2 separate regions of the Homo sapiens genome follow, and region 2 is linked to region 1. A link is a contact called in ENCODE Hi-C or POLR2A ChIA-PET data. All regions are on one chromosome and are shown on one strand. Each heading gives the region's core, a stretch centred on a gene start or an enhancer-like site at or near the end of the contact. The rest is flanking DNA. Distances are from core to core; before and after follow the strand shown. Region 1 overlaps LOC124906289 (a long non-coding RNA gene). Region 2 has its middle 28 kb from the start of PIK3CB.

Region 1 (3,952 bases), core at 172-2,671:
GGCAACACACTATCCTTCCAGATGCTTAGACGAACACCTTGGAAGCAGCCTTCTCTTCTTGCTTCTCTCATATCTCATGTCCAACCTATTAGAAAATCCTGTTGGTTTTATGTTTCAAACTGTATTCAGAATCCAATCACTTCTCATAACCTCCTCTACTACCATACCAGTCTTAAGTCTCCATCACCTCTCATTTGGATTACTGCAATAGCCTGCTTAACTATCACATGTGGTAGGAGCTCAATAAATAACTGAAGAATGAATAAATGAAATGCCACCCAGGTATGGGTTATCATTGGCTCTTTTGTGTCTCATGGTTAAACTAGAGACCCCTCACCATATTTTGGGAGAGAGCGGAAAGACATAATATTTGGGCAGGAAATACTGTGTGCCCACAGAGGAGGCAATGTGAAGGGAAGTTAACTCGATCATGAAACAGACAGGAGAGAGAAATCAGCAGAACTGTGGCTCTGAGGACTCTGAGTGGGACTCAGCAAAGGCACACCAGGCCACCAAGTGCCCTGTCCCTGCCGCTCTGACTGCCCATCCTTTGCTCCTGTAGAGCTTGACTGGATACCCTGTTTCCCTCTGCTGACCAATTCAACCCAGGGTCCTATATGGTGATCTTCAAGAAGCCAGCCAGAGCTGGCTGGGTGCGGTGGCTCATGCCTGTAATCCCAGCACTTTGGGAGGCCAAGATGGGTGGATCACCTGAGGTTGGGAGTTCGAGACCCGCCTGACCAACATGGTGAAACCCCATCTCTACTAAAAATACAAAAATTAGCCAGGTGTGGTGGTACGTGCCTGAAATCTCAGCTACTCAGGAGGCTGAGGCAGGAGAATCGCTTGAATCCGGGAGGCGGAGGTTGCAGTGAGCCGAGATCGCACCACTGTACTCCAGCCTGGTGACAGAGTGAGACTCTGTCTAAAAAAAAAAAAAGAAGCCAGCACAGGTGAATGACCCTCCCTTAGGACCAAGTGAAGAGAGCAGTTTCCTTCTGAGCTTTGGAGCTGCGTCCTCTAGAGGGAGGGAATTCAGTGGAGCAGCGAAGTTCTTCAAACTGGGGCGAGAGAGGGAAACTAAGGAAGGGTTGTAGGTGTGGCCTGGCCTGGGATCCTTTCTACTCTTGTGCCACTCTAGGGTCCATCCTTCTCCCTCTCCCTATAGGGGAGATGCAGAAGCTGCTCTCTAGAGCCTAGGTCTTCTGCCTGCTTTGGGAGTCCTTCCAGGAGTTTGTAGTTTGTTCCCCTGTCTCTTATTAGCCATTTTTTCAGTAGGTACCTAAGGCCTGGTTCCTTCCTCTTGGTCACTCAGGAGCTCTTCTCCAGACTGGCTAAAGCAGTATGGTTTGGGAAAAGCACTTGGCTGGGTCTCCTACATGTTGAGTTCAATTTCCTCCTTTGGGTGTGTTTTAGCTTCCAGCTGGGATTTTTGCCATAGTAATTATAACAACCACACTCTGCATAGAGACTCTAAAAGCTATATAGGCAAACACATAAATAGAAAGGAATTCCTAAGGCAAGCCAAGTAGTTATCAGAATCTCCACCCCTACCAGAGTCGGAAGCTCTGTACTTGCCTCCTGGTAACTGCTTAGTGAGAATTATTTAGCCAGCTTGGATTCTTTCTACAACCACATTGAAATCAGATATCCTGAGGGAAGGGGAAGGTTTATCCCACCCCAACCCTGTTCCTCTCCAAGCCTTTCTCATCTAGCCAACAGCACTGTCATTCACATGTCTGCTTGAGACAAAAACCTAGAGGTTTGCTTTTATTCTTCCTTGTCCCTCACCTCTCATCTTATCAGCAAAGCTTATTGCCTCTACAAAATGTGCCTGGAGTCTATCTTCTTCTCCTCACTATTGGGTGTCAACTGTGTTCATCTTGGACAATTGCTAACTGATCTCCTTGCTTCCACTGTTGGTTCTTTCTTTCTTTCTTTCATCCTTTCTTCCTTCCCTCCCTCCCTCCTTCCTTCCTTCTTTTCTTTCTTTCTTCCTTTCTTTCCTTTTTTTTTTTTTCCTTTTGATTCAGTCTTGCTCTATTACCCAGGCTGGAGTGCAGTGGCATGATCTCAGCTCACTGCAACTTCTGCCTCCCCAGCTCAAGTGATCCTCCCACCTCAGCCTCCTGAGGAGTTGGGACTACAGGTGCACACCACAATGCCCAGCTAATTTTTGTATTTTTTGTAGAGACAAGGTTTTGCCATGTTGCCCAGGCTGGTCTTGAATTCCTGGGCTCAAGCTCTTCACCCTCCTCGGCCTCCCAAAGTGCTGGGATTACACGCATGAGCCACCGTGCCCAGCATCTGCTTCCACTTTCATACTGCTACGTATCATTCTCCCCATAGCTTCTGGAGCCATCTTTTAAGACAATAAATCCCATCATTGCCTTGCTCACAACCCTTGTTGGCTCTTGCGGCTATGAGGAGAATGAACTCCTACTGAACTTTTGATCATTTCAGACTTCTTCATGGCCCAAGAGGCTTTAATGTGGCTCAGCCTTCCTCTCCAACCACGCTTCTTAGGGCTCTCCCCCTCAGCTACCTGACCGTCTCTGTTCCTCAGTGTGCCAAGCTTGTTCCTGTCTTCAAGCCATGGGATTTGTTGTTGGCTATGCTTAAAATGCTCTATGAAGATTTCCTCATGGCTGACTCCTTGGTATTTAGGCCTGAGTTCAGTTACTATTGCTCCATAGTGAAACACTCCAAAACTCAGTGGCTTCAAAACAACAATCATTTATTTTGCTCATATATCTGTATTTTGGGCAGGGCTTCATGGGGAAGGCTCATTTTGCTCCATGCACCATCAGCTGGGGCAAATCAGCTAACTGAGAATTTGCCTCTGAGTTGGCTCACTCACATGGCAGTCCTCTATGAGTTAAGCAAGGGTTGAAGGCTGGGGCTTTAGCTATTCTCCACGTAGCTAGGCTCCTGGGAATGTGTCCTAAAAGAGTTGGGTAGAGGCTGGGCACGGTGGCTCACGCTTGTAATCCCTACACTTTGGGAAGCTTCAGCTCAGGTGTTCGAGAGCAGCCTGGGCAACATGGTGAAACCCCGTCTCTACAAAAAAAAAATACAAAAATTAGCTGAGCATGGTGACGTGTGCCTGTAATCCCAACTGCTTGGGAGGCTGAGGCATGAGAATTGCTTCAGCCCAGGAAGCAGAGGTTGCAGTGAGCTGAGATCATGCCACTGCATGGCATGGCATGTCATCCAACCTGGACAACAGAGTGAGACTCTGTCTCAAAAAAAACAAAACAAAAGTCAGGTGGAAGCTGTAATGTCTTTTCTGACCTAGCCTTGGGAGTTCTGTTGTATTTTATTAGTTGAGAAGACCAAAAGACCCATGGGAATTCAACTGAAGGGAACACAGAGTCTGCCACTTGAGGGAGTGGCAGGGTTCTGAAACAGCGTGTGGAAATTGAAATATTGTTTTTCTGGATAATTTTTGGGAAATACTATCTGCCACAGCTACTGCCACAGTGCAGTCTTCACTGACTGCTCTCTATGTATTAACCACTCCTCTACACCCCAAACAGCTATTCTCTACCATTTCAACATCTGCTTCCTCATAGCACCTGCCATTCTCTTGTTCCTTGATGTATTTGCTCACTTGCAGCCTTATAGAAGAATATAAGCTCCCTGAGAGCAGAAGTCTTGCATGAAGGGAGACCAGATGGAAGGCTGTTGCACAAAGGTCTGGCAGTTGCAGACAGAAAGGCATTGGCTATTTAGAGACATGTGTAAGGAGGGAGAGGTTGGTATTTAGTGATTGATTGACTATGGGGGATGACAGGATGAAGGTGGACACTGGGTTGCCAGTCCATCTCAGATCGAGGACTGGCATGGGACTGAGGGTATGCATACTTTAGGATTGCCTGGCAAAGGCCACGCTCAGACCTGTCCTACTGGAGGGGTAAGTGGTGCTTACCATATGTGTGGAGAGACTGAC
Region 2 (4,076 bases), core at 973-3,472, 35 kb before region 1:
GAATAGGAGCTGTACATGGTGGCTCACACCTGTAATCCCAGTTACTCCAGAGTCTGAGGTGGGAGGATCGCTTGAGCCCAGGAGTTCAAGGCTGCGATAAGCTATGATCACGCCACTGCACTCCGGCCTGGGAGCAGAGTGAGACTGTGTGTCTAAAATAATAATAATAAATAAATAAAATGAATAAGGTTTAAGCACAGAAAGAAGGAAGTGCAAAGGGGGTTGGTAATTTATTCAAAAGCTGGTCTGGGGAGGAGGAGCTGCCCTTGATGGTATAGGGGGTATGTTGGCTGTGAGGCCTTTGGCAGCACCCTGGGGAGCCTGTGAGGAGAGAGAGGGTTCACAGGCTCCATCCCAGTTGAGAGGTGAAAGCTGGATGGGGCCACAGTGTGGGTGAGAGCTCTGACATGGACAGCTCAGAGTAGCACCTCAGGGAATACTTGGATTTTTTTTTTTTTTTTAACTGTTTTGCTTTGTAGTCAGAGAGGTATAGGACCAGATTGCTGTGGGAAGAGGGAACTGTAGGAAGTAGTTCTGCCCCTGCCCCCACCCCCAGGCTCCCACAGTTCTCTCTGCTACCTCTGCCATCACTGTACACTCATTGCCTGTTCTATCTTGGTATCCCCCACCAGACCGTGAGTGTCCCGGGAGCAGGCACTGTGTCTGATTCACCTCCTTCTGCCTCACAATGTGGCCCAGCATGGGGCTTGACACTTGGAAGTTTCTCAAAGAGTTACTTGTTGAATGAATGAACAAATGAATGCTTTCTCTGAACTGCCCTGAACTCTAGATGAGATTTACAAAGAAGGGAAGCCCTGCTTACAGTTCTCTGCTCCTTATACCCGCTTCCTAAAGGCGTTCGTGTGCCTCTAGGACTCAAGGAGGCTCCCGCCTCAGCCTCCCCAGCAGCTGGGACTACAGAGGCACCCCACTGTGCCTGACTTCATTTATATACATTTTCCCGGTGATTTTCTGGAGTCTATATCCTTCATCAGATTTTCCAAGGGGTGTCTGTCCCCTCAAAAGAATGATTGTCATTATTTGAAAGACTAGTTCCAGACAGATATTTTATACAAATTTTCCCAGCATTGACATCCCTGAACCAAACTGTTTTTCTTCCCAACATTACTGTTTTCTTCCTTTCTGTCGAGTTTGTTGTTTTGTAATATCAGAATCTCCAGCTCACCTGAGTAAATGGTAACAAGGTGCCACCACCTTTGAATTCTCCCAGAATCCACCCCACCCTCCGTCAGAGCCACTGCCAAGGCACTCTTACTGATTTCTCCCACACTGCTGGCTCATTGCAAGTGGGAAGACAGCATGTGGAGTGGGTGTGCGGCTTATTAAAGTGAGAACTCAGGGTCAGGGCAGAACCAGGAAGAGAGCAGTGAGATATCCTGCTACCTAATCCAATTCTCCTTTTTGTGCATTTAGCACCCTCCCCTCCGCCTGCATAACAATGGAAGGAAAGAGGAAGTGGGAAAAAAGAAAGTCATGTAATTGAGTTAGAAGAGGTAATGACCAAGACCCTGGAGCAGAGGGAAAGCGGGTTACAAAAGGTGGGTTAAAGAAATCACAAGAGTATGAAGAGCTGGGAAATTACTAACAAATATTTGCTTGTGTGGGAAAGCAAAAAAGTAAAAACTTCAGTGCTGAATTGGGGCGCTGAGCCACCAGGGAAATTTGAGATTGGCATCAAGGACCGTGTTGAAGCAGGGTGGGCGGAGAAGGAGGGAAAACTACCAGCCAGCTGAGATTTTGCAGCTAGGCTGTGGCCTGATACCGAGTATCGATGCCGCAAGGGAGGGATGAGTCAGTCCTAGCACGTCCAAGTTTAGAATAATAGACTGTTTGCCACTGGGAAGGCAAACACCTTTCCTGTGAGAGGGCTTGCTGACAGTTCCAATGTCCAAAGTCCAATGCCGACCCAGAAAACTGAGGAGGCCCTGGCCCCTGCAGGAAGGGCTCATTTACATGGAGACTGAGTAAAGTGCTGTCTTAAACCCTCCTTCCTTCCCCCACTGGGAGGTTTCAGCCAGATATGCCACCCTTTGTAGGATTTCATAGGGTTGTCTAAAGCCAGGGTTGGCACAGAGCAGAAGCCACAGGGCTAAGTACCAGATTATAATTGTCAATGTCACACCTTACTGCAGAAGCCAGGGAAGGGAGCTAGGAAACTGAAGAGCTTTCTTGGTTATGGGCGGGGCTGTAAATGCAGAGTGTGCCCTGGTGACTCATGGGAGACAGTGAGAAACACTGTGGGGATCTGGTCAACCGGGTACTGATTCCTTTGAGGAAGGTATACTCCACATGCCAACCTGATACTCATGGCTAGTGAAGAGATGGCAGGATTGGGTTGCATCAGCCAGCCTAACTCGACTTGGAAACACAGAAAATAACCCAGAGCAGGTCTCAAGCACTGTGTAACTTTATTAGTTCATAGTGGCTGAACAGCCATGTTTAGGGCCTCTCAGAAGAAAGAGTTTCATCTTTGGGAAGAAATTTGTGTTGGGTGATTTTGTTCATATAATTTTGTGTTTTTTGTTTTGTTTTGGTGTTTGAGACAGGGCCTCACTCTCTCACACAGGCTGGAGTGCAGTGGCACCATCTTAGCTCACTGCAACCTCTACCTTCCTGCCTCAAGCGATCCTCCTACTTCAGCCTCCTGCATAGCTGGGACTACAGGCACGTATCACTCAACCCAGCTAATTTTTTTTTTTTCGAGATGCAGTCTTGCTCTGTCACCCAGGCTGGAGAGCAATGGCACTATCTTGGCTCACTGTAACCCCCGCCTCCCAGTCTCTGCCTCCTGAGTAGCTGGGATTACAGGCTCCTGCCACCACCCCCGGCTCAGCTAATTATTTCTTTCTTTCTTTTTTCTGAGATGAAGTTTCACTCTTGTTGCCCAGGCTGGAGTGCAATGGCACGATCTCAGCTCACTGCAATGTCTGCTTCTGGGGTTCAAGCAATTCTCCTGCCTCAGCCTCTCTAGTAGCTGGGATTACAGGCATCCGCCACCATGCCCAGCTAATTTTTTGTATTTTTAGTAGAGATGGGGTTTCTCCATGTTGGTCAGGCTGATCTCCAACTCCCGACCTCAGGCGATCTGCCCGCCTTGGCCTCCCAAAGTGCTGGGATTACAGGCGTGAGCCACTGCGCCCGGCCTGGCTCGGCTAATTTGCATATTTTTAGTAGAGATGGGTTTTCACCATGTTGGTCAGACTGGTCTTGAACTCCTGACCTCAAGTGATCCGCTCTCCTCGGCCTCCCAAAGTACTGGGATTACAAGCGAGAGCCACGGCGCCCCAGCCTGGCTAATTTTTAAAGGTTTTTGTAGAGATGGGATCTCCCTGTGTTCTCCAGGCTGGTCCCCAACTCCTGGGCTCAAGCAATCCTCCCACTTCAGGCTCCCAAAGTGCTGGAATTACAGGAATGAGCCACTGTGCCTGGCTTTATTTTCCTTACTGTTTAAACAACTTTTCTCTGCAATATATTTTTTCCTGTGCTGGTAGTTGGGACCATGGTAAGTCTTGCCTAGCCAAGAGGTCTCTTTGCCTGAATTTCATCACAGGTAAAGAGAAGGCTGTGAGTTCTCTTTTGTATAAACAGCAATGCTACTTTCCTTCTATATGTGCATACCATTTTTTTTTTTTTTTTTTTTGAGACGGAGTCTGGCTCTGTCACCCAGACTGGAGTGCAGTGGCGCGATCTTGGCTCACCGCAACCTCCACCTCCTGGGTTCAAGCGATTCTGCTGCCTCAGCCTCCTGAGTAGCTGGGTTACAGGTGCCCACCACCATGCCTGGCTAATTTTTGTATTTTAGTAGAGACAGGGTTTCACCATGTTGGCCAGGCTGGTCTTGAACTCCTGACATCAGGTGATCTGCCTGCCTTGGCTTCCCAAAGTGCTGGGATTGTGCACACCTATTTTAACAAAATAGAAATAACATCAAACTAGCCCCAAATGTAGTGCTGTAAACTACAACTATTTAACTTGCCATTCTGTGTCGGCATCAATTTGGGCTGGGCTCAACTGGGCATTTCTTTTGCCATTATAAACTAAGGTCATTCTGCTGT

Evidence for each region. A loop is a pair of places that touch in the nucleus more often than their neighbours do. ChIA-PET counts read pairs that join two places held with the same protein, here RNA polymerase II (POLR2A). Pooled maps may share reads with other maps.
Region 2: a pooled map shows a loop between it and region 1 (2.0-fold over the local background). The contact joins two enhancer-like sites. A Hi-C loop is called at or near these places in 2 of 168 maps with a recorded cell type or tissue (PC-3 and thyroid gland) and 6 of 50 pooled maps. POLR2A ChIA-PET finds 5 or more read pairs at or near these places in 12 of 52 experiments (AG04449, Caco-2, GM12878 and 9 more).

The regions. Positions count from the first base shown.
Region 1 is chr3:138,897,035-138,900,986 of GRCh38, forward strand. It overlaps LOC124906289 (a long non-coding RNA gene), which reads right to left. Exons shown (of 2, transcript XR_007096114.1): 2 at 2,721-3,060. Among named protein-coding and RNA genes, the nearest start is that of LINC01391, 45 kb to the right of the region's middle. Within about 2 kb of position 1,422, at least 3 of the 41 ENCODE cell types and tissues checked have a DNase peak (open chromatin) inside an H3K27ac peak, as active enhancers do.
Region 2 is chr3:138,861,314-138,865,389 of GRCh38, forward strand. No RefSeq gene overlaps it. Among named protein-coding and RNA genes, the nearest start is that of PIK3CB, 28 kb to the left of the region's middle. RefSeq lists enhancers at 1,456-1,997, 2,074-2,368. Within about 2 kb of position 2,223, at least 18 of the 41 ENCODE cell types and tissues checked have a DNase peak (open chromatin) inside an H3K27ac peak, as active enhancers do.